Regions from separate parts of the Homo sapiens genome. Here all the other regions are linked to region 4. Evidence: chromatin loops called from intact Hi-C (ENCODE). Cell type or tissue: endothelial cell of umbilical vein. All regions are shown on one strand.

Evidence for each region. A loop is a pair of places that touch in the nucleus more often than their neighbours do. Peaks named below come from ENCODE experiments on the same cell type or tissue, not always from the same donor. Only the 100,000 strongest peaks of a DNase experiment are listed, where the experiment ranks them.
Region 1: it touches region 4 in a loop (15-fold over the local background); 83 of 110 quality-filtered maps call a loop at or near these places.
Region 2: it touches region 4 in a loop (11-fold over the local background); 25 of 110 quality-filtered maps call a loop at or near these places.
Region 3: a loop joins it to region 4, with 9 times the contacts of the local background. A loop is called at or near these places in 24 of 110 quality-filtered maps.
Region 5: it touches region 4 in a loop (15-fold over the local background); 21 of 110 quality-filtered maps call a loop at or near these places.
Region 6: a loop joins it to region 4, with 8 times the contacts of the local background. A loop is called at or near these places in 2 of 110 quality-filtered maps.
Region 7: it touches region 4 in a loop (7-fold over the local background); 25 of 110 quality-filtered maps call a loop at or near these places.

Annotation. Positions count from the first base shown.
Region 1 is chr3:157,491,715-157,495,714 of GRCh38, reverse strand. VEPH1 (ventricular zone expressed PH domain containing 1) reads left to right here. Exons shown (of 14, transcript NM_001167912.2): 2 at 209-503. The coding sequence starts at 366. Among named protein-coding and RNA genes, the nearest start is that of VEPH1, 9.7 kb to the left of the region's middle. In endothelial cell of umbilical vein, a CTCF peak has its summit at 1,892 (motif pointing right); a DNase peak (open chromatin) is centred at 1,894; H3K27ac peaks cover 319 bases.
Region 2 is chr3:157,445,048-157,449,047 of GRCh38, reverse strand. The region is part of intron 4 of VEPH1 (ventricular zone expressed PH domain containing 1); the gene reads left to right. Among named protein-coding and RNA genes, the nearest start is that of PTX3, 10 kb to the right of the region's middle. In endothelial cell of umbilical vein, a CTCF peak has its summit at 1,818; a DNase peak (open chromatin) is centred at 1,847; H3K27ac peaks cover 665 bases.
Region 3 is chr3:157,352,633-157,356,632 of GRCh38, reverse strand. All of the region lies in intron 9 of VEPH1 (ventricular zone expressed PH domain containing 1), which reads left to right. The region is part of intron 7 of LOC101928236 (a long non-coding RNA gene); the gene reads right to left. Among named protein-coding and RNA genes, the nearest start is that of PTX3, 82 kb to the left of the region's middle. In endothelial cell of umbilical vein, a CTCF peak has its summit at 1,755; a DNase peak (open chromatin) is centred at 1,752; H3K27ac peaks cover 998 bases.
Region 4 is chr3:157,202,874-157,206,873 of GRCh38, reverse strand. The region is part of intron 2 of LOC101928236 (a long non-coding RNA gene); the gene reads right to left. Among named protein-coding and RNA genes, the nearest start is that of CCNL1, 45 kb to the right of the region's middle. In endothelial cell of umbilical vein, a CTCF peak has its summit at 2,348 (motif pointing left); DNase peaks (open chromatin) are centred at 1,783 and 2,323; H3K27ac peaks cover 776 bases.
Region 5 is chr3:157,570,367-157,574,366 of GRCh38, reverse strand. It overlaps the pseudogene SLC66A1LP. Among named protein-coding and RNA genes, the nearest start is that of VEPH1, 69 kb to the right of the region's middle. In endothelial cell of umbilical vein, a CTCF peak has its summit at 1,607 (motif pointing right); a DNase peak (open chromatin) is centred at 1,626.
Region 6 is chr3:157,280,356-157,284,355 of GRCh38, reverse strand. The region is part of intron 12 of VEPH1 (ventricular zone expressed PH domain containing 1); the gene reads left to right. It overlaps LOC101928236 (a long non-coding RNA gene), which reads right to left. Exons shown (of 10, transcript XR_007096141.1): 4 at 996-1,132. Among named protein-coding and RNA genes, the nearest start is that of CCNL1, 120 kb to the right of the region's middle. In endothelial cell of umbilical vein, no CTCF peak of the experiment used is centred here; a DNase peak (open chromatin) is centred at 1,645; H3K27ac peaks cover 2,984 bases.
Region 7 is chr3:157,434,875-157,438,874 of GRCh38, reverse strand. The region is part of intron 4 of VEPH1 (ventricular zone expressed PH domain containing 1); the gene reads left to right. It overlaps PTX3 (pentraxin 3), which reads right to left and starts at 2,025. Exons shown (of 3, transcript NM_002852.4): 1 at 1,812-2,025; 2 at 961-1,362. The coding sequence starts at 1,941. In endothelial cell of umbilical vein, no CTCF peak of the experiment used is centred here; DNase peaks (open chromatin) are centred at 774, 894, 1,064, 1,994 and 1 weaker place; H3K4me3 peaks cover 2,388 bases; H3K27ac peaks cover 2,418 bases.

The sequences.
Region 1 (4,000 bases), 290 kb before region 4:
CTGGAGAAACCTAGTAATTTTTGACAAGACTTTTTGAGACAAAAACAAGGAAAGAGTTCATTTAAAGATCATTAAGCCAGGATCTATTAGTCTAGGCACATGTTTCCAAGTTTCTTTTTTCTCTCTCTCTCCGCTGGACACTGAGTTCACATTCTGAGCTTATGCCATTCTGCCAGTGGCTACATTGTGTCATTTGTTTCCCTTGCAGAGAGTGTCAATGAAGACCTCAAAGTCTGGAGAAAAATGACCTTTCATGGAATAAGAAGTATACCTCCTTCTACATGTTTTTGTCTTACTGACCTCTGATAACTGGAACACATGACTCTGGGTCTGTAGAAAGTCAACTGATCAAACTCATCCTCACCATGCATCAACTGTTCAGACTGGTTTTGGGACAAAAAGATCTTTCACGAGCTGGGGACCTCTTCTCCTTAGATGACTCTGAGATTGAAGACAGCCTTACAGAAGCTTTGGAGCAAATTAAGATAATTAGCTCATCTTCAGTAAGTAAACTGGTTTATAGACTACATCTCTGAAATGGCCTGTCCTAGAGCTAGAGATTTGTTTATATCCTGGCAGAAAGATCTTTGCAGGGGAAAGAGGAAATACCACTAATATTGGTCTCTCTTAATCTGCTCTGTGGTTTTGTTGGCATCTAAGAAATATCAGTAGGGAAGTCATGGCTTAGTAGGGGGCAGTTAGATCATCTTTTGCCCACTCACAAAGACCAGAATTCTGAAAATTGCAGAGCAGCATGGAATTCTCACAAAAATATTATTTAGGGGCTATTTTTATGTCCTTGAAATGACACTGAGAGGAGAGGGAGCCAATCCAGGGAAAAGCAGACCTGCAGAGCAGCATAACAGCATCAGTAAACAAGAGCAGGGTGTGTGTGGGAGGCTGAATAATGAAAGAAGGCAGGATGACACCTCCTGCCACGCAGGTAATATGAGACAAGGACAACGATCGCTTTGCTGCCAGAAGTGACAGTTGCCCAGGACTTAATAAGGCTGATTCTGTTTACTTCTGTATTGTCTCTATTTTTATCTTTCCCTTGCTTCTTTTTCTACCCACCTGCATCCCTACTCCCTGGACCTGCCATTTAATTCCACCCACCCATTATTAGTCCCCAGTGTGATCAGACAGATGTAAAACCTCCCATCAATACTTGCATTCCTTCGCTTCTCTTCAATGTCAAGATTATATATTCTGAAAGCACTTCCCAAAGGGGATGGATGTGGAGTGCCCAGTGTGGTTTCATGTTGACCTTCTTGATTGTACTTGGACCCTCCATGAGACTGGTCCCACTTCAAAGGCCTAGGGCCACCAGGCATCCACCCACATCCTCCCAGCTCAGCAGTGTTAGCCAACACTTGGCACAGACACTCATTGGAAAGATGAAAGTGGTGGGACTCAAGCCATACAATACTGAATTGGCAAATGTGTGCATATTTCAGAAACAACAGCGCTCTTCTGTGTTACAAAGAAGATATATTTAAAAGGTATACTGGCAACCCGTGCAGCCTCCTCTTCAAGCCTATTTTCTCTTGCTGGCTGCCATTAACATGCTGAACTCCCCCCAGTGACCAATGAAGTCACTGCTCAAAAAACTCTTCTTTTCTCAGGTAATGTCTTTGATGGCAATTACTCATCCACATCTTTTCCAGAACATTAATCAACTTAGGTTGACGCAAAGCACAACATGTTCCTGGTACATTTTCATTTTCTGGGTAAGATTTTTGTCCTGTTTTCAGAAACCCCTTCTTTCACACTCCTCTGCAAATCAGTTGGCTGAAAATTACACTGGTTTTCATCTTCTTACTAGGAAAACAAAACAAAACAGTAATCAAAGATCACATAAGTTCCCTAAAGCCTACTTCCACTAGAGGTCACTAGTGGCCAGTTATTTATTTTGTTTGCATCATTAATTGCTTTGTTTCACAGACATCAAATTCAGAATTTTAGGACTGGTGACTCAGTTCTATTATATAACTCCACTGGTTAGCCATTAAGGCTGGCAGGTCCCTTGTCATTAGGATCATCGTCCATTCATTAAGCTGTCCAAATAGCATCTCACTCTACCAGGAGTTCTGGAGAGCCAGGAGTTCGTGTGTCTTCTTCATCTACTAACTTTTACCACATCTTACTTCTTCCATTTCTCTATCTGTAACCCTCTCATGGAACAGAAGAAGAATGGTAGCTTGTAATTTACATATATCAAGTTTGAGGTTACCAATGCCAGCAGCTCCTTATCTTCCTTTTCTGATTAGCACATGGAACCACCATGCCTGCTCTATGGCTTACATCCCTGTTAGCTGCGTCCCATCCTTCCCTCAGATCCAGCCCCAGCTATTCCTCTCTAGGCCTCTCCTAATGACCTTGGATCTCAGTAATCAATTCCACTTCTCAATTTCTCTTCAGAAACGTAGAACAGGAAGGGATCGTCTAAATTGCCCCTTCCAACTTCCAGCACAGAAGATTGCTGAAAAATAGGTGGCTTCTCCTGCACTTGCAATGATGCGAATATGGTGGGTTTCTAATATTTTTACCTGCTTCTCAATTTTCCTTTGGTAAATTGTCCCTTTCCATTGCATAAAACCTTGATGGCATCTCCATCAAGGTTCCCTACTCATGAGTGCCCACTACCCTTCCCTATCAGTGGTGGGGGAGAGAAGAGGTGAACACCTGGCCCAAGCTTGAAAATCAGAAGTTTTTCCCCAGTAGTTTTAAGAAAGATATCAGCAGGGGGTGATTTATCATGAGGACGGTGCCCCAAAGAAACAGTACTTTACTTCCTCCCTCTCTATCATTGTAGCTGCCTTGATCACTGCTCCTTTTAAGGCCTGGTACTTCACTTTCTCCTTCAAATAAGTGGGCCACCTCTAATCTTCTTCTTATAGCTATTATTATTATTGTTTGCTGTACTTATTCAGACTTTTTCTGTTGCTTATGATCAAAGAACCCTGACAAAGAGAGAGCATTTTCATTGTTGGGAGTTCAAATTGTTAACATGTTCCTCTGCTTAGCCAGATGAAATCTTACTTTGTACTTTCTACCTGTTGTCTCTGTTCTGTTCTCTGCCCCCAACAATCAAAAGAGTCTACCCTCTGTTTCTACAAGAAAAACTTTAAACCTTTTGAAGATAAGCACCAGGCTTCACCTCTGGCTTGTCTCATCCCAGCTAAACATCTTAGTGACCTTGGGTTTTTCCATGACAAAGAAGGAGCCTGTGTCTGGGAAAGGTTACAGCACCTCATGTTGTAGCCATCAACTGTCAGATCTGGAAAACTCAATTTTGTTGGTACCTGAGAAATGCTATCCAAATCATGCTATCCAAATACAAGACTTGGAAATATAAATTAGATTAAAACACGATGTACTGATTTACAATGAAAATTATAACTCGTACGGATCAGAATTCTTGTGTGTTTCATGCTGTTCTCAAGTCTGTTTACTCAGTCTTTCTTTGGATAAGAAATACTTTTATTGATTAGGTTTCTTCCTCCTCCATGACAATCACATTCCAGCCCTTCCTCCCTGAGATTACATCTAACTCACCTGCAAAGTCACCCATCAAAAGATAATGTCTTGGTTTAGGCCTGTACTGGCTAATCCCACTCATATGAGTGGACTTTATTGGTTTAATCCTCAAAGGACAATCTTGTTTCTGCATTGTTAGAGAAGGCTTCATTGAAGCTCCCAGGTATGGCCTACACTCTTATCATTCTGCTTACCCTCCTTTGGAATAGTCCTAATTTATTATTGTAATTTATCATTGCCCAATACTCAGACCAATTGCTTAGAACAACTACTAATACTAGTCAAATATTCTATGTTTTTAAAAAATCAGTTGTCCACATTTATCTTGTGATGTGCTAAGGCATTCAGGTTGAATCAAGACTTGTAATTAGATAAGTTTAAATTTTTTAAAGTGTATTCTGCCACATTTTCAACATTGCAAAAAAAATTATTGTCTTTAAGCCCTCATTCCAGAATATGT
Region 2 (4,000 bases), 240 kb before region 4:
CAATCATGGTGGAAGGTGAAAGGCACTTCTTACATGGTGGTGGCAAGAGAGTATGAGGAGGTAGTGAAAGCTGAAACCCCTTATAAAACCATCACATCTCATGAGACTTATTTACTACCATGAGAATAGTATGGGGGAAACCACCCTCATGATTCAAGTATCTCCCACTGGGTCCCTCCCACAACATGTGGGAATTATGGGAGTACAATTCAAGATGAGATTTGGGTGGGGACACAGAGCCAAACCATATCACTTGGGCAATGAATTTGTTTTCTGCTTAAATTATATCAGGGGTAAAATGTGATGTTTTGTAACATCAGAACCTTTTTAGAAAAGAAAGTTGTTTTCCAGTGCTCCCGAATAAGTCTCCAAACTTGTTCTTTGCCATATGAAAATGGTCTGTAATGCCTTTTCAGTACTGATAAATAAAAGCACAACCAATGCTTAGTGCAGCACAAGTTAGCATATCTTTCACTCAAGAAGCTGAAAATATTATTGAAGACCCTACAACTGCAGTGGATTATCTGAGGGTTTATAGGGAAGCCCTTTTAAAATTTTGATGTGAAACTCCATAATGCAATGAACACCATTGCTATTTAATCTAAAAGTAGTAATGTCCCTTTTTCTGCATTTCTGAATCAGTGATCATAATAAAGAAATATGCCTCACCATCAATATGCCTTTTACATGCTCCTCTGGCACAAGTCACAAAACGACTTCAAATGATTGGAAACTTAAGTAGAAAGTCTTTGGGAAGAAAATGTAACATCTCATCAAGAGTCCAAATTCCTTTTTTACTTGCTGGCAATGACCTGGAAAATACTGTCTAGTTAATTATGATAAATTCAGCTCATTTTTTCTCTGTGTGAGACAAATTTCAAACCATTGCTTGGTGAGCAGTCTCAGAAAAATGGAGATAGAAAATTGTCCCCCCCCCATTTAATATGACAGTTATAATATATGTGATATAGGATGTATGAGACTTAAATAGATAAAATATCTATGTTTTGTACAATTCTGGGCCCATAGTTCATCAATGGTTACCATGATTTCTATCATCATCATCATCATCATCATCATCGTTCTGGTTGTTTTTGTCATCACCAATTGAGTATCTGCTGTGTACCAGGTCCATATTAAAAGACTGGAGGCAGGCTAGGCGCTGTGGCTCATGCCTGTAATTCCAGCACTTTGGGAGGCTGAGATGGGCAGATCACTTGTTGTCAGGAGTTCAAGACCAGGCTGGCCAACATGGTAAAACCCCATCTCTACTAAAAATACAAAAATTAGCCAGGCGTGGTGGCACACACCTGTAGTCCCAGCTACTCAGGAGGCTGAGGCAGAAGAATCACTTGAACCTGGGAGGCAGAGGTTGCAGTGAGCCGAGATCATGCCACTCCACTCCAGCCTGGGAGACAGAGTGAGACTCCATTTCAAAAAAAAAAAAAAAAAAGATTGGAAGCAGAACCATATCCACTCATGGAGTTTCATAATCTCTAGGGAAATGCTTAACCATTAAAAATTCATGATACAATTATTCTTAAAGGAAGTGGTTTTTAAGTTCACCATAAAACAAGTTGTTGGGAAAGAATTTATTAATCAAATATTCTAGGAAACAAGCTACTAAGCAATCTTATTAAGAATATTCAACCTGAATATTTATACCCATAGAAAACTATTAAATGTAAAGTTATGAAAAGACAATGCACATATGGATCAAGGAATAGAGACGTCTTAAAACAGGAAAAGACTTCTAAATTGTTAACCAAATCTTGGATCTGATCTAACTCAGAGTTTGCACCTTCTTGACTTCACCAGTAGATGCTGCTGTGAAGTAGAACAAGGCCTGCATAGATTTGGACATTTGTGTGCTGAACTCTGAAAATGACTTACCCACAATGGAAAAGAATCCTTACATTCATTTATTTGTTCGTATTTTTGTTTGCTTGCTTATTTAGTTTCAATCCACTGAAAACAACTTGGAAAAACATTTTTTAAGATAACTATCTTATTTTCAATATAACTTCATGGTTTATAAAACACTTTTTTGAAAATTATCTGCTTACTAATCTTTCAACAAGGTAGGCAAGTCTTGTTATCCCTAAGTTCCTGACTAATTTGAGACTCATAGAGATTACTTGACAGGCCTGATTTCTTAGAGTTATTAAGTTAGTAGGTGATGGTGCCAGGATTTGAATACTGGATTTCTGACCCCAAACCCAGCAAACTTTTCTGCTACACTCCAGATTTATAAAACTTGATGCAAGGATCAACGATAGGAGTGTTCATGTTCACTGAATCCAAGAATACATCAATGAACATATACAATTACCTTAACCAAGACTTTAACCTTAGGAGTGCATTTCTTAAGTGGCTGAAAGACAATGCTGGAAACATTTGGCCTTAGTAAAACTCAGGGAAGAGATTTCTAATCTAAGATTTGACAGGAAATGAAATAAAAATCAATTATAATTTCTTGTTTGTTTGCAAATCTAATTCTTTGTTAAAGTGAAGTCAATCAAGTAATTGTAAATAGAAAGCTCTACAATTCTACACTATATGCTTGGTAGTAGAATGTTCTGAATATATTTTAAAGGTGTTAATACTTATAAGCCAATTTATATTGTAATAGACAAGGAAAATAATATCAACTGTGTTTAGTTCATATATTATCTCTGCCAAAAAATTAGCTCTGCTGGAGATATATACATACATACTAGAGTGAAAAACTGTTCCAGTTTGCGTGGGACTGAGGGCTTCCCAGGACATGGAACTTTCAGTGCTAAAGATGGGACAGTCTTAGGCAAACCAGGACAGTTGTTCACTCTACACACACAAATAATATTATTTATATGTATATATATATATTACATATTTATTACACATACATCTTTCCTCCTAATAGCTTGAGTCATCTTGCACAATTACTTTACTATGCTGTAATATGGTGATGTCGCAATAAGTATTTGGTAAATGAAAATGTGTGACAATGTGCTAACATAAGCCAGCATGCTGATACTTCTCTTTAGATATTTTATCTCAGTTTTGCACATTTCTTATTTCCTCCTTTTGCTAACACCTATATATTCTCAAAGTCATTAAATGTTATTGCTTAGTTGTTGTTGTTTTTTTAAGTCAGATATCCAACTTCCTGAGAATTTGTAAAATGCATTTTCCAAGTTTAGGTTATGGGTGTTTTAGGGAGAATAAAGTGCGTAGTTGTTTTTGTTGCTGTTGTTGTTGTTTTGTTTTGCTTTTTTGAGATGAAGTCTCGCTCTGTTGCCAGGCTGCAGTGCAGTGGTGCGATCTTGGCTCACTGCAATCTCCGCCTCCCGGGTTCAAGAGATTCTCCTGCCTCACCCTCCTGAGTAGCTGGGATTACAGGCGCACGCCACTACACCCAGCTAATTTATGTATTTACTTATTTTGAGACAGAGTCTCACTCTGTTGCCAGGCTGGAGTGCAGTGCCATGATCTGGGCTCACTGCAACCTCCATCTCCCAGGTTCGAGAGATTCTCCTGCCTCAGCCTCCCGAGTAGCTGGGACTGCAGGTGCGTACCACCATGCCTGGCTCATTTTTTGTATTTTTAGTAGAAACGGGTTTCACCATGTTGGCCAGGATGGTCTCGATCTCCTGAGCTTCTGATCTGCCTGGCTCAGACTCCCAAAGTGCTGGGATTACAGGCTTGAGCCACCCCGCCTGGCTGTAGTTTTTTAAATTAAAATAAAAATTACTGGATCAAAATTAGATTGAGTGATCAACCAACTAAAAGATTAAACACGACAAAAGTATATTTTTCTCTCACGTAAAAGAAGTCCGTGGGCAGGCAGCTCAGGGCTGGCTAGATGGCTTCACAATGACCAGGAACCCATGCTTCTTCTGTATTGTTGCATGGGGTCTCCTGGTCTAAGATGGTTGCTGAAATTCCAGCCCATTACCATATTCCAATCAGACAGAAGGAGGAAAAGAATCACATATAATATTTCAGCGTTGGTCAG
Region 3 (4,000 bases), 150 kb before region 4:
GAAAAGAGATTATATCGCTGGGTGAAGGGTTTTGATAAGACAGAGGAAAAGGTGGGGGTGGAGGAGGGTAGATTATTTCCTCCTATTTGCTCCACAACAACCATCAAATTTCAGGTGACGGAGGATTTTTAAATATTTTTCCAAAATCATAGGCAATTACATAGTTAGCAATTGAGAGTCCAGGTATTTGATAATTTAGTAGGAAATGATCTGTGTTACAGTTCATTTTCAGAGAGGTGCATATTTACAGCAGATGAGTCCAAAGCTGACAGAGTCTACTTGGATTGAGGCAAAAAGAGCTGAGTAAAAGACAGCTAATTCCTATGTCTACATTTTTACCCTGTTCACATTAGGGACTGGTGAAAAATTATAAAACACAGGGTTTTGTTTTTTTGTTGTTGTTGTTTGTTTGTTTTTCTTATAAAAAGATTCAGTTGGCCCGGTGTGGTGGCTCATGCCCATAATCCCAACACTGGAAAGCCGAGGTGGGTGAGTTGCTTGAGCCCAGGAGTTCACGGCCAGCCTGGGCAGTATGGTGAAACTGCTTCTCTACAAAAAATATGCAAAAATAAGCCAGCCATGATGTGCACTTGTAGTCCCAGCTGCTTGGGAGGCTGAGGTGAGAGAATCGCTTGACTCCAAGAGGTCGAGGCTGCAGTGAGCGGTGACTGCACCACTGCCCTTCAGCCTGGGTGACAAAGAGAGACCCAGTCTCAAAAAAAAAAAAAAAAGAGTGAGAGAGTCAGCAAACTTTTAAAGGTAATTTGCTTTACAGAAAATCATCATTTTTCAGATGAAAATATCCACATCAATTATCCCGCAGCCATTAAAATATTACACTGGCATTAAAATAAGCCACAAATGCAGGAAATGTAAAACTGTCAAAGAAACTCTGAGAGTGTGATTCTGTTTCTCATATAAAACCCTGTAGTTTATACATGTAAGTAAAAACTACTTTTTACAGATGATCACTTCAGTTTAGATGTTTGAAGAAATATTAATCTGGGAAGTAATGCCTTACATGGCTAGGGACAATGACAGGTGACTGTGTCTCCCCAGTGAGATTTCTAAGCCTCAACGCACAAGAATGTTGTCATCTACTTAGCTGGTATTTGTGCTCAAATCACCTGGTGTTGGGCCAGGCAGGGAGAAACTTAGCCAGCCACCCCTAGAGTTCCCTGGTCTCTCAAACTTGAGGGATTTGTTAGTGATGCCTGAAAGGTTCATTCTCTGGATATGCTTTGGAGACTTGCCTGGCAACAGCAGAGATTGCCATGCTCATTTATGCCTTCATTCATTCATCAGCCAACTCTTCTTGAGAACCTGGCAGTACCAGGCACGCTGCTGTAGGCAGGGGATACAACTGTGTGCAGAATAGACATGGACTCTGCTTTCTTGGAACTTACATAATACGTAGTTACAAAGTGAGATGATTTATCTGCAGAAAAGGAACACGGTTCTGTCAGAACCTATCACATGGAATCTGCCCTAATCTGGGGGTCAAAGTAGCTTCCCTGGAGAAGGAACTCTTGAGAAATGTGAAGAGTAAGTAGAGGTGTGGGAGCTGAAGAGAACCGTCTGTCCTGTGGAAAGAAGGAGCACAGCCTACTCCAGGGACTGGAAGTTGGCCCCCTGGGGAGCAGTGAAGTGAAGTGAGGAGGAGGATAGTTCAATGTAGGCAGGGATCTGGGCTCTATCCTGAGAGAAAAGTCAGATTGAAAACATATCTCCCTACCTGCAATGTGGAGATTAGTCTGTAGAGGGGGCTAGAGACTCCTTAGGAAGCAAATGCTATTCTACAGGTGAATAGCAGATTCATTCATTCATTCAACAAAAATTTGAGTCCCTAAGTTTTGCTAGGCACTGAAGATATAGCAGCAAACAAAAGCAAATCTCTCCCTTCTTGGAACTTATTCTGTGGGATGATATGGACCAAGAACAAAAAATATATAGAAAGAATAATGCCAAATAGTGACAGATGCTGTGAAACAAAACAAGTTGGAGGGGGGATAAAGAATGGGATTACTATTTAGGTAGAGTAACAGGGGAAGGTCTCTCTACTGAAGTGATTTTGCAATGGAGACATGAATAAGGAGAAGCAGCAAGGACGGAACAGTAAATACAAAGCCATGAGGCAGAAGGACACTTTATGTGTGGCACCCTAGATTAGGGTGGTTGGACTACAGGTGGTGAGAAGTGTTCACTCCAGATATATTTCAAAGGAAAGCTGTCAGCAGTGCTGGTGGGTTGGGCCTAATCACCCAATGGATGGATGAGACAGATAAGACTAGAGGAAGAATGTGTGGGGAGATACAAATCAAGAGCTTGGTTTTAGACACATGAATTTTGAGATGACCACTCATTCTTTTTTTTTTAATTAATAAACTTTACTTTTTAGAGAAGTTTTAGGTTCACAGCAAAATTGAGTGGAAAGTATAGAGAATTCCCATTTACCTCCTGTGCCCCACTACACACACAACTTCCCCCACTGTCAGCATCCCTCACCACAGCGACACATTGGTGCAATCGATGAACTCATAGTGATACATTATCATCTAGAGTCCATAGTTTACACTGAGGTTTACTTTGGTATTGTACCTTTTATGGGTTTTGACAAATGTATAATGACCTGCGTCCGTTATTGTAGTTTCAAACAGAGTAATTTCACTGCCCTAAAAATCTTTCCTGTTCTGCTTCTTCATCTTGTTCATTCTTCATCCATTCATTCTACAAAATTTTTGAGTGCCTACTACATGCCAGCACACTCCAGGGACTTGCGAAACACCAGTGATCAAAATAGGCAAATATCCTTGCCTCCATGGAGGCTGTTCTAGTGGGAAAAGATGTATGATAAATAATAGAAATGATAAATAAGTAAAATATGTAGGATGTTACAAAGCGTTAAGTGCTATGATAAAGAGAAAAATAGAGCCAGCCAAGAAAACCCAGGAAAAAAAAGGATTTACATATATGTGTATGTATGTACAAATTTGGAGGGAGGGGGGAAACTTCTAGAAGGATACACATCAAGCAGCTATCACTGTTTTTCTCTGAAGAATCACACTGGGGCTGAGTGCAGTGGCTCACATCTGTAATCCCAACACTTTGGAGGACAAGGTGGGCAGATCGCCTGAGCTCAGGACTTCAAGAAGAGCCTGCGCAAAATGGCAAAACCCCACCTCTATTAAAATATCCAAAAATTAGCTAGGAATGGTGGCATGCCTCTGGTCGCAGCTTCTCAGGAGGCTGAGATAGGAGAATCACTTGAGCCCAGGAGGTGGAGGTTGAGCCAAGATTGCGCCACTGCACTCCAGCCTGGGCAACAGAACCAGATCCTGTCTCAAAAAAATAAAAAGAAAAATAATCAGATTGGGGGTGCAGGCAGAGAAGAAAGCGAGAGGGAGGGGGAAATTTGAACATTTTAATGTAAATATTTCTGCAAGGTTTGGAAATTTTTAATAAGAATAATTGGCTTCAGTAACAGAGATGCAGGTAACTTGGAACTAGGTAATAACTCCAGATGCCCAGCGTCCTATCTAAATTGGGTTCCAGTCCCACCTCTGCTGCAGGGCAATTCTGATTCCTTGAACAGGTTACTTCATCTCATTGGTCACCACTTCCTCACACTTATCCCAAGAGTATATTACAGAGCCATGGGTTTGCAAGCTCTGCTCCCTATAGAGGCTCCAGAGACCCTTTTTTCCTCCCTTTACCTGCCCTGCAAACAGAACAACCCTGATGTAGCTGGCTTCACACACTAGCCTTCCTGAAGAATGTTTAAACCAAGAATTCCACAGCTTAAAGAAACTTGAAAAACACTGGGCTGGATAACTTTTAAGGTCCTTTATGCTCTAAATGCAATTAATCCCTAGTGTCTTATGGCAGAGCTGGCAAAGTATAAAACATTAGTTATTCAGCCAAGGTTTTTTTGTTGTTGTTGCTATCAGCCTCAAACAACTTTATTACTAATTTTGTATCTCCAATGTAAAGTAAAAAACAA
Region 4 (4,000 bases):
TATGTGTGTGTGTGTGTGTGTGTGTGTGTGTGTGTGTGTGTGTGTAATGTCTGTCCTTCCCACCCACCCACACCACACACACATACACACATACACACACAGCTTCCTAAAAACTAAAACGGTTATCTATTTTCTCTTTCTGTTGGTTAAGGAACACTGATCATCTTGATTTCCCTCAGAACTTCTTTGATACTGTCCTTTCTTTCCCTGTTAAATAAGCCTTAATGATGAAGGGTGGAGGAGGAACAGGAATTAGGAAAAATAAAAATTATATTAGTGTTTAAATAGCATTACCATTACATACTTATATAGCCAATTTAGCTCTACTTACTGGATCATAAATATGAAATCTTTCAACTTTTTCCTAACCCTTTATCCAAATTCCATACTTCCCTTTCCCATCTCTCCATGGCATCCTAGACAGATTGCATCTTTTTTTTTTTTTTTTGAGACAGGGTCTCCTGCTCTGTAACCCAGGCTGAAGTGCAGTGGCATGAACACAGCTCACTGCACTGTCAACCTCAGGGATTCAAGTGATTCTCCCACCTCAGCCTCCCAAGTAGCTGGGAACACAGGTGTGCACCACCACTTCTGGCTAATTTTTGTATTTTTTGTAGAGACGGGATTTCGCCATGTTGTCCAGCCTGGTCTTGGACTCCTGAACTCAAGCAACACTCTTGCCTTGGCCTCCCAAAATGCTGGGATTACAGACATGAGCCACTGCCCCTGGCCAAAATTGCATCACTTTCTATTCATTTTTGGTTATTAAAAAACCAACTAAAACTTCAATTTCAAACTCCATTTAAATTCCATCTCCTCCCACTCCAAAGAACGCTTGAGTCAGGACCCCGGCTGTTTGAAGTAAGATGGGTGAGGGGGAGTGCGGGCTCTGAGATACCCCTCCTCCTCCCTCTCCTATGCCCTGCTCGAGTATTTTAGTCAGGAAGAGTGGGAAGGAAAGGGACAGGGTCTTTCCACCCAACAGGATCAGCTGTGGCCCTCACTCTGCCCGCCGCTCTGCTTCTCCAGAAAACCCTGAGTGTGAGTGCCGGCCTCTCAAGTCCACCTTTTGGAGCACATGTGAGAGCCAGTCAGAGGGCCCTGGGGGTGTCTTCCCACTGCACACCCCCATATGGAAGACTGAGCTATGGCTGGGTCTTTCCCATCCACTCCCTCAAGTATCCCCAGTAATACACTCCAAGTCATGGTGCATAGCCCTGGGAAGGGAGGATGTTGTTACAGCAAGTTGGCTCGAAGGCACCTGCCTTCCATATGTCCTCTTGCCCTAAGGAATTTCTTGCACCCTGGCCATGCCACATAATGGACAGGCAAGCTGACTGTTCCACTGTAGCCTCTTCTCTCTGATCACCCATCTCTCCTAGCTTGCATCTCCTCTGCTCTAGTAGAATGAATAGCCTAGCAAATCTTATGCCTAAGTAGAGGTCACGATGGGGACAGTCTCTTTCTTCACTTGGAAATGGGAGTGGGAAGCAGCCCCTTAGTGATGGCAGGGGGGAAATCACTCCACCCTACTTACTCCCCAAGGACAGGGTGTTAAGGGACAGAGGAGGTGGGTGGGGACTGGTGTATAGTTCTTTAGCCCCTTAGGAATACTCTGGAGAAAGCACCAGACCCCAGTTACTGTTTTTAGCTCTGGGCTCTGTGTCAAATACAGGGCAACAGAAAAAGGCCCCTCTGCCATCCTGTTATTCTCATAACTTAATTTCCCTTATCATGGTGGAATTCCCTTCTTCCTAATCCTCTGAAAGCAGATAGACTCTCATTTTCCGTGATAGATGAAATGAGTTCTGACCAGCAATCACTGAAATATGCCACAGGAAATTTCAAGTTTCTTTCTAAAGATCCTATGATTCAATAAAAACATCAAAAGAAACAGCAAGTCCCATTTATGAATTTAGCTAGATGATTAAAACTAATTCATTATCCTTGTTTCTGAGTGAATCAAATTTTTTTCAACAAGTTGATCTCTTATTAACCAAATACTTATTTTCTACAAGTTAGCAACAACTGAATCATTCATTTTCCCTTCTACTCCATCTTCTGTTCAACTCTAAATTATTTTGATCAATATCTTTATTGCAAAAATGGTTTCTGCCAATGAATTTTGCTACTATCTATGCTATTTGTAATTTTAGATGCATTTAATCTGAGTGGAATTTGGATTTCACAGTTGTGGCAATATGCAAAGCTCTAGTGATAGTCAGGAATCTTTGCCCTGAAAGGATTTAGGGTGTGTGTATTTAGATAGTTTACATCTTTAAAAAACAAAACAAAACAATTTAGAACCTTTGCGGAAGCATCAATTTAATAGTAAAATGCTGCCTCCTTCTGGATAAATTGTATGAAGCATGATAAGCTTGTTAAACTGCTGTAAAGGTATATCATCTTATGAAAAGAAATCCTTAATAAATTTCTTAAATTAAAAACTAATAAAACTAGAAATCTAGAGTAAGCCTTGAAAGATTACCTAGATTCTGTCTTTTAGTCAGTAAAACATTTAAATTATTTATGTTATATAGATGATTTGATTATCTGTCCTATTGAAGATCTTTTAATAGTAACTGAGAAAGTACAGAATAGATGACAAAACTGAAATTAAAGGTCCATCTCTACAAAAAATTTAAAAAATTAGTAGGGCACGGTAGCATGCACGTGTAGTCCTGGCTACTGAGGAGACTACGTGGAGGCTGAGGTGGGAGGATCATTTGAGCCCAGGAGTTGAAGGTTACAACTCTATGATCACACCACTGCATTCCACCCTGGGCAACTGAGTGAAACTCAGTCTCTATTTTTAAAAAAATAGAATTAGCATAATTTTCATGTTCACATCTTGAAATGTTTAAATACTCAATTGTCATTGTCATTTATACATATGCACATATTAATACTATATACCTAGAAAAATGAGTGTGTATATGTGTGTTTAGCATATTCAATGAAATGCCTAGGTTCTAGTCTTACTTCTATAGCCATATATCATGTGAATTTGGGCAAACCACGTAATCTCTTTCATCCTAGTTTTCTTATCTGTAAATTGAGGATAATAAACCCATGGTTATTGACTTTGAAAACTGTATGTGAGGCTCACTAAAATTAATAAAGCAGGCAGGGTGCAGTGGCTGATGCCTATAATCCCAGCACTTTGGGAGGGCAAGGTGGGAGGATCACTTGAGACCAGGACTTCGAGACCAGCCTAGGCAACATGGCAAGACCCCTCTACAAAAATTTTTTTTAAAAAAACTAGACAGGTGTGGTGGCACATGCCTGCAGTCCCAGCTACTTGGGAGGCTGAGGTGGGAGGATCGCTTGAGTCTGGGACGTCAAGGCTGCAGTGAGCCATGATTGCCCCACTGCACTCCAGCGTGGGCAACAGAGTGAAACTCTGTCTCAAAATAAATAAATAAATACAATACAATAATGCAATACAATACAATCAACAAATCCCTATGTGAGGTAGTAACCTAATTTCTTATCCTTAAGGCTTTATATGATCACATGTCCAAAGTGAAAGAATAGAACCATATCTGTGACCAGTAAGAAGAAAAATGCTTAATGGTGTCTTATTTATTGAATGACCACAGCTAGTTTGGTTGCACTCAAATCAATCAACTCTATGATCTAAACAGAGAGAGAAAGACGTTACAAATAACCCCAGACCACAATTATACAAAAGCAAAATCCACTCTCAATTCTCCAGAGATGATTTACCCCCACAGAGCCAAAAGAGCAGGTAGGTCTAACCAAAGCTGTTCTTGCCAGGGACCCAGAGAGAGCCTTGTTTGCACAGCCTCATCCTTGAGCCAACATTCCCAGACTCTTCCTAGAGCATTGCCTAGATCTAGACTCTGCCTAGATCATAGGATGATCAAGTGCTGACTGTGTCCTTGTTATATTAAAGGGTCTTTCATGATTCTCTGAGGATCCTTCCACCAAAGCACTACCCAAAATCCAAACCAGCTAAAAGACCAAAGGATACTCC
Region 5 (4,000 bases), 370 kb before region 4:
TCCTATGGATCTTATTTCCTAAATCTGCATCTAGATGACTCAAGGTTTAAATCAGCAGAGCCAGGTCAAGGTACATTTTGGAAAGCTCTCTGAGGAAAAAATCAAAAAGCACCTGATCCATAACTGTTAAATACACAGAGCAGAGTGACTCATTCTCCATGGGCAGTGGCTGGCTATGTTCTTACTCTATCAGTTAATGATAAAAGCTTGAGAACTTCCAGGAGTGGTGGTCAAATTGAACACTCTCATTCAGGAAGCTAGGAAACACTGGGATGAAGAATCTTAGTAAAAGTGAAAGAAAAAACCAAAAACCACAAGCTAACAAACATACAAAAGTCTATGTTTAAGTAGGAAACATGTCTCCTTATAAACCAGACAATCATCTACCATGGGTTGGTAGGGGCAGGGTAGGTCCATGCAGCTTTAACCTCTATATTCTATTTTTAATTTCTTAGTTATGTTGCATCCGTACCAGGGTTAGCATCAGCAGACATCAGACACACAGATATCTGACTGCAACATTCTGGCTAAATCATTCCCACTTGTTTAACATAAAAACTGATGAAGCATTTATTTTAAAACATTTGTAGAGTTATAACTGCAAAGGTAGGGCTCATGGCTTCTCATATATTACAACCACATGTTAAGACAATAGACTTCAATAAAAAATTACCTTCAGACACATTTTATATTTGAAGGATTTGCTTTATCCCTCAACATTCCAGGTTGGATAGCCCATCGAGCACATGTTCCCTGGTGAAACTTAATTTTTTTTGAACTCTGCATTGACCCTAAGTTTAACAGCATTCCAAATTCAGTCTACTTTGCCCACAGAAGATATTGCAGCTAAGCAAAACTCTGTTCCAGAAATCTCATAAACTGTGTGAGTTGCTCAATTTAGCCCTGAGGGAGTAAATTGAAGAGAGCTGGGCTGTCATACTGTTTTAGACTGTTTGCCACAGAAATTCAGGATTAGTTCCAGATAGATTAAACTAGTTATGGTGGTGACTATTTATATATATATGTCCCTTATCTTAGTGACCTTTTACCAAATGGCTCCTTTATTTTAGTTCTTGGTGCCATTATTTAGTTAATATACTTAAAGTAGGTTTGGTGGGGGTAGCGGGCAACACAGGGGAGGGAACTGATTGTGTGCCCTTTAAGTACCAAATGCTTTACTGGAGATTTCCATATATTTCACAATTCATTCATTCCACCACTATTTGCCGAATGTCGGCTACGTACTCAGTCTGGAAGAAGATTGAGACAGTCCCTGTTCTTATAGAGCTTATGAGTCACATGACACCAATTACACTGTAAATCAGCTTGATATATACCTCATATCACTTTAGGTTGATTTTGAAATCTAATCCCTCTACCAGCTGGCTATGTGACCTCAGTCCAATTTGTGGATGCCTCGATTTCCTCAATTGTATAAATGAGTTTGCCATGGAAAATAAGCGAGTTCAAGGAGCACATATAAAAGGTCTTTCACCATGCCTGGTACACAACTGGGGGTCATCTTCCTGCCTTCCCCACTCTAGTATCCAGTGGGATTTGTATTTGATTTGTAGATTTGAGTAGCTGTTCCCACCCTTGTAATAGTTACAACCACCAGGGGGCAGTAGAGAAATACGCTCCACCCATCCCAAGGGGAAAAATGGAGCCACTCTCATAGGTACATAGCTAAAAGCAAATTTCATTGTTGGGCTGGCTCATAAATACACACGTGAAGAAACAGTCATTTAAAAACACAGCAGACAAAGCAAAAATAAAAATAATATTCAGTTATTCAGCAAATCTATATTGCAGGCCTATTCTGCACCAGCCTCTGAACATTAAAATAGTGCCTGTCCCAATGGGCGATATGAAGATTAAATAAGTTACAATGCGAGTGACAAATGGTAAGCACTTAAAAACTATTTGTGGCTATTATCCTGTGGAGGATATGTTTTTAGATTAGCCACAAGAGAAAAGTGGTACTGCCTATCACCTGCAGGAACCTCTAAAAGCATTTGACTATTCCTGCCAATCTCTCTTTCCTTTTTCTGATTAATCATTTCTGTTTATTTTCCAATAACATAGATGTGTTAATGTGTCCAATGACACATACCAATTAAAAAAAAAGGTAATAACATGGAATCTAAATATGCCACATCTGAAAATTCTCAAAGGACTCACTTAGATGGTTGAGAGAAATGTTATGTCTTATCAAAATACGCCTTACTCATTAAAAATAACTCGAAAATGCTCTATCAGTTTTTAAATGAGAAAATGTTCTATTACAGACAGAAGTATTTGAGTGAACTATTATCAATCTTACATTTTTTTCTTCTGATTCTTTAACCTGTAGTACATGAATTGTGAGAGTATGATTACATCCGTGTTCATGTCGAAGATGGCTGTAAAAATCTGGAGTGGTAGATAAAGATGGACATCCATAAACATAAAATCCAAGGCCACCATTATGCAATATATATAGGATAGTGTATGAAGGTGACAAAGTCATTTACATGATTAAAAACATTAACAAAGTATTCTAAAAGGTTACAAATATTCCACTTTATTTTTTTCATTTGAATACTACTGTAGAAATATTTGTCTATAGCCACTGACTATATTTTTAATCATGACTCTCATTGTAAACTATGTGTCAGCAACAGTGGATTATTGTTCAACCTTAGTATAGAAAAGAATAAGAATCCGCTAATGGCAACATATCATGTTCAGCTACCTTGAGGCAAGAAAATATTAAAACTGTATGAAGAAAAGGAATTAAAACTGGATGTAGACTTTAAAAATATATCTGAAAACAGACAGACTTCTATTCTACTATAAAAAAATTTGCCACATTAAGAGGGTTGTCAGACACAGAACACTTATGCAATATTTAGAGCAGGTCTATACTAAAAAAGTATTTGTTGTTTTTCTGAAATCCAAATTTGACCGGGTATCCTGTATTTTGTTTGCTAAATTTGTCAACTCTACACATGAAGCCCTCCATACACACATAACCCAGAACCTTCACTGTTTTGAAGATAAATCTGGAGAAACTTTTACCTGAATAGGCAGTTGGTTAGTCAGGTAGCAGCCTTTGAAATTTGTCAGGTCTCCACCTATCCAGCAATCCAGAAAACCCAGAGAGACTGCTTCATCCACTCTTCCATTTCTGTAGGCTACAAAGAGCTGACTGGAAAGTGACAATAGACAAATAAACACTTGGAACACAGAACTTAATGAGCCAACTCAACACCAGATAAAAACAAAACCAATGATGTACAGCAATAAGACATCTCATTCACTTCCATTTAAGCCTCTAGGACTCTTTTTAACCCGTCTTCATTCATAGCACAGAGCAAACATATCTAAAACCTAAAAGAAGCTCAGTGACAATACTAAAACATTAATGCCTTTTATCTCGCCTTTTATATTTTCTATTAGAATTTATATATATGTCCTAAGTACATGTTTATTCTTTCTTGGCCTCATAGTGGGGGAAGATATTAAGTCATGTAATTAGAGAGAATAGATATATCACTAAAACATAAGAATAGTGTTTATCAGTGATTACATTTTCAAAGCCAGTATCTATTTTTTCTTTTAAATCGACTTCTAATCAAGTTGCCCACATGCAGGTAGACAGGTGGACAAACAGATAAATTAATGTGAAAATCTATTTGGCTCCCTACGATGCCAGCACTTATGCGGAAACATTTTTAAAAATCTTGGGTCCTGGGATCCAAAAGACCTGAAGACATGGCTTATCACCTGTGGGACATCAGACAATTACTTAATCTCTCAGAATCTCACTTTCCATATCCATAAAGTAAGATTAACTTTTGAAACCAGAAGTGTTTATTGCAGGAAGTTGACCAAGGTTTGGCTAAATGATGACCATAAGCCACCAGTGGTAGAACTGGGAATCAGCCTAAAGCTCCTGACTCCAAATTTATAATCTTTCACTACCACATATACTAGCTAAAAGTTAATATTTCCAGAA
Region 6 (4,000 bases), 77 kb before region 4:
AATATGAATAAGGTACAGTGTCTCTGCTCTAAAAGAAATTCATAATCCAGTTAGAGCCAAAAGGTGTATTCGAAAAAATCTAGCATACTTCTTTTATGTTTTTAGCATGCTATATTTGTTGAGTGAGTGAATGAATGAATGAATGAATAATATTTTTAAATGGCAATGTCAAATATTCCTTGAATGTTAAAATGTGATGTTTCAAGATTGTGATTATATGGTAACGATATCAAATTCATCACTATACCATACCCAAAGCATTCTGAACCTGGTAAATGAAGATTAGGGCTGTTTCCTCCCTGAGAGAAGTCACCGCTTGTAAAGGCTTGATCCACTTACCTGCCTGTCTTAGCGCCTAGAATGTACTATGCCCAACTGAGTACTATGTACTGGTCTGGGTTTCATCAACACCCACACAGGGGCCAGCTGCCCTATCAGCCTCAGGGAGAAGGGGTCCAAAGAAGTAGAATTGAAGTCTAGAACAAAAGGCCAAATAAACTGGGTTTTTGATATTTTTTAAAAGAATTGACAAATGATACAGTAATTGTTTTCAAGTATTCACGTTTCAATATTTTTTAATGCTGTCCAGCATCTCCATAAATGAGGAATAAAACATGAGACAATTAGAGAATTTCAGTTAGACATTAGGAAAGACATCAAGAAATATATAATACTTCTTAACTGTGTAGACTCAGCCAGAGGAATCCTTCAGAAATTGACAGTATCTCAGCTTACTGACATGGTCAACTCACATACATTCCTGTCTTCAAGTAAGTCTCATCACCATCCTCCCACCAACTTCACCATCAACACACAGAAATTCACAGGAGTTTAATATCTGGTGATCAATAAAATATTTTTATCCAGTAATGTACAGATAGTCAGAGGAAAGTAAATGCTAAAATAATGTAGAGGCCCTGACATGATTTATAATTGTTAGCATTTATCACTCTAATAATATGCTAAGCTTGCATGCATTTTTCTCATTTTCTCACCATTATTGACTTCATTTTACAGATCAGAAAACTGAAACACAAAGAGATTAAGTAATTTTCGCAAGGTCACACAGCTTCTCAGTGATGGAACCAGTATTTTAATCCAGACAGCCAATTCCAGAACCTGACTTTTCAACCTGTAGGGAAAATTCAAGTTAAGGACATGAAATATTGGAAATTTCAAGAGCAATCATTCAGTAATGTTATAATATATTATAAAGACCCAGAGACAAGTTTAATTTTTTAGAAGTGATCTACTTCCTCGATGACTTACTCTACTTAAAGAAGAACAGAGACTTTATTATGATAATGTGTGAGAAATTATTACTTGCAGGAAATGATTACAGTAGAATCTATTTCCTATTCTTCCAACTGCTGATTCATTTTCTGATAATCATTTTATAAAAGTTCAGAGTAGAAGATTAGAAAATTTCTGAAATAACTCAGTAATCCTCAGAGACTTGCCTGGTGGTGTTTATTGCAGATCTTGTTATTCCACATGAATGAGAGAATGGAGATTGAGCAAGGAGATTGAACAGAGCAGAACTTATTTCTGGAAAACCAAGCTAATCTTCTTTATCAGTTGCCCTTGTGTCTTGGAATTGCACAGTGTATGTTGACAGTAAGAGTTAGTCAGCTGGTCTGTCCTAGAACACATCTGGCTTCCTCTTCAGTCACATTTTGTTAAAGTAGGAGGAAGAACTGGGTCATGACTTTCACTCATTTCTCGAGACACATGAGATGCCTTTGTTCTTACACCCTACAAAAAACAACTTAGAGTTTTGGCACTCCTGTCCTCCTCGATAAATCTAAGCAGCCCCATGTGATTAGTCTCTTAGTCACTAGACATTTAAAATTTGAATGTGATCATCAGTAGAAGGTCTTCTTGGGTTCTAAAAGAAAATGGAACAATTTTTTCAAACAACTTTCTATCATGATTCATCTTTAGAACTTGATTTCAAATAGTTGTGTTATAAGAACATACTGTCAAGCTGAGTGCAATGGCACGTGCCTGTAGTCCCAGCTACTCAGGAAAGAGTGGCGGGAAGATTGCTTAAGGCCAGGAGTTTGAAGCTGTGGTGTACCATGATCATGCCTATGAATAGCCACTGCACTCCAGCCTGGCCAACATAGCATAGACCCTGTCTCTAAATCTAAACTAATTAACTAAATAAATAAATATGAATAAAAAAAGAATGTGCTATTTATTATATTATATTAGATTATGAATACATGGGCAAATGGAGATGGTTTCAAAATGCCTCCTGTGTCAGGAGAGTTTTTTCAGACAGTCAAAAGAATTGGTAACAGCAGTTGTGGGTCTCCTTTGGGGGCACCCTTCATGCGAGCTAGATTATTTTTCCACTCTAGATGCCAATGTGAAAATGAACTAAATGACCTCTGAGAGGACCTAGCCCATAAGGCCACCAATAGCCTTGTGAGTCTATGAATATGAAGCTTTTCCATTAAATTTCAATGTCAACTTTCATAGAACTTTAAAAGTGATAAAAGAAAACTCAATTTTGGCCGGGCGTAGTGGCTCACGCCTGTAATCCCAGCACTTTGGGAGGCCGAGGCAGGCGGATCACAAGGTCAGGAAATCGAGACCATCCTGGCCAACATGGTGAAACCCCATCTCTACTAAAAATACAAAAATTAGCTGGCTGTGGTGGTGTGTGCCTGTAATCCCAGCTACTCAGGAGGCTGAGGCAGGAGAATCGCTTGAACCAGGGAGTTGGAGGTTGCAGTGAGCCAAGATCATGCCACTGCACTCCAGCCGGGTGGCAAGCGAGACTCCATCTCAAAAGAAAAAAAAAAAAGAAAACTCGATTTTGATGTATGTGGTGGCTAGCATTGTAGTATGATGTCTTTTCTTCTACCACATGTGTTAGAGCACTGTCCTACGTGCTAAGTGTTGGTAGAGCACCAAAAACAACGGAATGCTTTTTATACAATAACTTCACATTTTCACACTGATATACTGGGACTACTGAGTATATATTGATTATGTAAAATTGAACCTCAGCTTTTTGTTCAGATACTTTGCAATACTTAAAGACAAAATAAAAACACACTTACAAACTCAGATAATTTATTATCTTGAAATCTTCCTTTTCTCCCTTTCCCCATCTTCCATCTTCCTATTTTATGTCTCTGTGGTATGAACATTCTTCTCTCCCTCTTAAACCTCTCCACACACTCTCATTTCTCTCTCCCTCTTTCTCTCTCTGTCTTTCTCTGTCTCTCTCTCTCTCTCTCACACACACACACACGCACACATATGCACACACACCTACATACCACCCCTAAGCAGAATTAATTTCTCTCTCTCTGTCCTTTCCATCCTCTGCCTACACTTCTGTATTGCACTTGGCATGTGGCCATCAGTCTTTCCCTCTGGACAGTAAACTACAAGAAGAACCATGGATTATGCCTCATCTTTGTACATCTTAACCAGTGCCTGGCACATTATAGTGTTTAATAAGCATTTGGCAAATAGATGAGTGATTGAGAAATTCATTAATCACTTAAGTGATAGAATACCCATGGGAAAAAATCGAATTTGTTTTGAAATGCAACTTGAAAATCTAACTTTTAAAAATCTAACTCTTTCTCAAAATTAAAAACAACTAACTGAACTGAAACCTGGAAATAGCATCTTTTGGAAAATTAGCTTTCATGAGAAGAAAACATTGCTGTATACAAGGTTTCAACATGTTGTGGAAACTGAATTTTAGTATTATGCTAAAATGTTACAATATACACATAGGCAAAGAGCTCATAGTAAACATGCTAATAACTTGTAAATCTTGAAGAGAAACAAGCTAAGATCAGTAACCTAACACCCCTCAGGGATTAACTTCTATTTTTCATCCAGCATCACTTTCCTACTCCTCTGCCTTTCCATATTGGGTCAACAATCTTGTCTTGATACAGAGGAAAAGTGTCAGATAGGCCATATACTTGCAACAAAGCATCAGTCATTCTGTGATTATCCACTAACA
Region 7 (4,000 bases), 230 kb before region 4:
CACTGATTTTCTAATACAATCCAAAATGATTGTCACACCACCATTTCTTAGAAGTTTTGGCATACAAAGGAGTATTGATTGGCTCCAAATCTTCTATTTCTTTCTTTTAACCATCTTTAGAATGTATTATTTTGGGAACCCATGTCTGTTTGGAGATTCATGGAGTGTCACATGGGACTTTGAGAAGTTGCCTGTGGTTTGAACAGTCTCTCTCCTGCTTGGCCCCAATTCTCTGAATCCCTGGGGTGGAGCTGGGATCCCCTACACGGATTGGCTCCTACACCTGACTGTTCCACGCTGAATCCCAAACCGCACACCCTCCGACCTCCCCTGTCGCGCTAATTCCACAAACCCCGGGGGCTGGGGGACCCCTGAAGAATTCCGCTGACCCTTCGGGAGATTAGCTTTAGCCTCAAGTTTCTTGCTGAGAATGGGTGGGCGGAGAGGAGGGGCCGGCTGAGGGGCTGGAAAACATCCCTAAACGTTAGCCTGGGCCCTGAAATAGTGCGGGAAACCAGAGCTCCTCTAAAGACAGAGGCAGGATAAAATTAGAAGACGTGGAAATCCCTAACGGAGGGAAGCTGGGCGGCAAGAGGGATCACGGTTATAACGGGCCAGTGGACTCCTGCAGCGCTTAGTCGGATCGGGTGTAAGGGGCCCTAGACGTCTATTTCAAGACTGTGATGGTTACCTCCACAACTCTCTTTAGGGCTCCTTAGGACTGAGGAATACTTTTTTAAAGCCAATTTTCCCGCCTTGTATGGTGTGCCTGAGCTCTGTGACCGCGCATGCAGAAATAGGGGTGTGTGTGTGTGTGTGTGTGTGTGTGTGTGTGTGCGCGCGCGCGCGCGCGCTTCCCATGAAAGCTTCCCCTAGAAGGTTGCCTGGCTTGGCTTGCCGTTACGCGCGCTCCCGGAACAAAGCCGCAGTGGGAGGTCCCGGCCCCGCTTGCCTCCTTACCTGCCGGCAGCCAGCTCCGGGCAGCCCAGCCCTGCACCGCGTGCAGGTCGGCTCGCGTCTGCCGCAGCTCCTCTAGCACCGCGGCCAGGGCGCGCCCCGCCTCCTCTGGGCGCTGCGCCTCCGCGCCCTCCATACGCGCCAGCCTGCGGCCCGCGTCGCGGGTCGCCTGCAGCAGCTCGTCCAGAGCACTGGTCAGCCTGGCCTCTGCGGGAGCCCCCGGCGCGCACGGCCTCGCCAGGCTTTCCGCGAGCCGGCCCAGCTCCTCCCGCAGCCTCTGCAGCTCGCCCCGCAGGACGTCGTCCGTGGCTTGCAGCAGCATGCGCTCTCTCATCTGCGAGTTCTCCAGCATGATGAAGAGCTTGTCCCATTCCGAGTGCTCCTGACCGCAGGCGCACGGCGTGGCTAGAGTACGGGATACACACACGTTAGCAGCCCGCCCAGGCCTGCCTTGGATGTGCTTTGTAAAAGCTGACCTCCCTCGGTGGTGCCAAGTTGCAGCCCGTTCCTGGCATTCCCCTTCCCTTTAAGGACACCTCCGAAAAACAGCATGTAAATGTCTCAGAAACGACAGAAATCATTCATTCAGGTATAGATTAAGTTGTACCCTATGAAATCGCCGGTTATGTAGCTCAAAACAGTCAAATATTGACGATTTGATATGATTCAACCCATTATGTACGTTACAGAAATAACTTTGAAACCTCCATCTTTCTTCAAGTGCTTCTCACTTTTGCATAACAAGCTATAAATTTTTAACTTGTCTCACTGGCCACAAAGTATATGTGTGTTATTTAGACCAAGAGGTGGATATGTAGTCAGGGTTAGCAGAGAAACAGTTAAAGTGAACTTACGGTCCTCAGTGGGATGGAGTCCATTGTCTATTTCGTTGTCCAAATTCACATACATGAGATCATAATCATCCGAGTTCTCGGCCAACACTGCAGACCAGAGAGCACAAAACAGAATCGCAAGGAGATGCATTGCTGGAGAGACGCAAAGTTCTTTCCACAGCTGGCGGGAGGAGACTCTCAAGTGAGCTGAGTTTGAGCGGAGGAGAGTGAGAGTGAGAGGCTGGAGCAGAGAGTCCTTAATAAATGCTGAGGAAAGCCTGAATGGGGATGAATGAGTAATGCTGGTGGCACTGCGGTAACGGGAGTTCCCCTGAATTTGGTGGGGGAGGGGGCTGGGTGGGAGAGCGAGGGAAATGTGGAAGTTGCACAATATTAAACCGCAAAGGTTTACGCTGCAGTCAGATTAATTGGAGGAGGGTCAGAGGGGAAAGAGGAGAGAAACTGGGCTTCTACTGTTCTCCTGAGAATTAGCTGTTGTAATTTGAATTGATAGCAATGGGGATGAAGGAGGGGTGGTAGGGGAGAAATTTCAGAGGGTACTGAAGCAAATCATCATTTCAGCATTTTCTGTGAGCTGTTATTATTTCACAACCCTTTATATATAGAAAACTTTCCATGTTTCCTTTGTACACTGTTTTACAGGTTGAAACTGAAAATGGTCTGATTCCAAGATAAACCAACATATTAAGAATAGTTATGGCTCTGAAAGTCAAGTCCAATCCGAGCTATCTTGTCTTTAATACTTGAGGAGTTGCACCTATACTTTTATAGATAATTTTTTTTTTTGAGACTGAATTTCGCTCTTGTTGCCCAGGCTGGAGTGCAATGGTGTGATCTCGGCTCACTGCAACCTCCGCATCCTGGGTTCAAGCGATTCTCCTACCTCAGCTTCCCAAGTAGCTGGAATTACAGGCACCCGCCACCACACCCAGTTAATTTTTGTATTTTTAGTAGAGACAGGGTTTCACCATGTTAGCCAGGCTGGTCTCGAACTCCTGACCTCAGGCGATCCACCCGCCTTCGCCTCCCAAATTGCTAGGATTACAGACGTGAGCCACCTCACCCGGCCTATGACAAACAACACAGTACAACTGGGTAAACCTAGAATGGGGAAAAAAAGCTGGGGGAAAAAAGGAATATACTTATTTAGTTATTTAGGTATGTTTCTTTTCATAACTTGGTATTATGTGGACATTATATTATTCTACAAGGTTTCGAGGCAAGGATCATGTTTTAAAAGTAAACTTAGAGATTTCTGCTTCTAACAATATATACAGGTCTGTGTTCACATGATATTAATAAAAACTTAAAAGGTACAGATGAGCTCCCATTAAAGTAAGGGGAAAATCCCGGAGCCAAAGATAGAGAGGAAAGCAAAAACAACAATCCCATGAGCTGATGCTAGGGCCCCTCTGGCATAGGAGTGAAGTGAGATAGGGGTTATTAGTTCTATAACCACCAAATGTTGATGACCATGTGGAAGCAAAGCTTAGGCCAAAGGTGGAGAGTTAGAAGGGAGATCCTCATGAAAGCCAGGACCCTCACAGGGTTACCTACTGTATTTCAGTAGGTACAATCCCACTCTGCCCTAGCACAAAGAGGTAGGAAGCAATCATGTCTCTCTTTGAACTCTACAAGGTCCCTTTGAGTTTGTGAAATTGGGCCTGCCCTCAGATATGTTTAGAATTCAAATATATACTATCTGCCACTGTGAAAACAAAAAAGAATTCACAATGATATTTGAACATATGAGGAAGCAAACCACTATAAATGAGAATCAGCAGAAACCAAAAAGGATTAGACACCTCTCCCCAAGAACTGCATTTAGTTGAAATATCAGCCAAAAAACTAGAAAATAAATATGTTTAAAACTACTGAAGCTCTAAAAGAAGGAATTGGAAATATGAGAAAAGAATAAGACATTGTCAAAAAGAAAAAGGCTAGGTGATTTTTTTTAAAGAACCAAATAAAACTTCTAGAATTAAAAAAAAAAGTTAATTGAAAATTTTAAAAGCTCAAGGCATGGATTAAGTGGCAAATTAGGCAAAGCTGAAAAGAATATTAATGAACTGGAAGACAGATATAAGGAAATAATCTAAAATGTGCTGCTTTTATGTTCAGTAATAGGATTCTAAAATCATTTCATTGTTCAGGAGGACGAAAAAGAAATTAATTAATTTTGCTTTGCT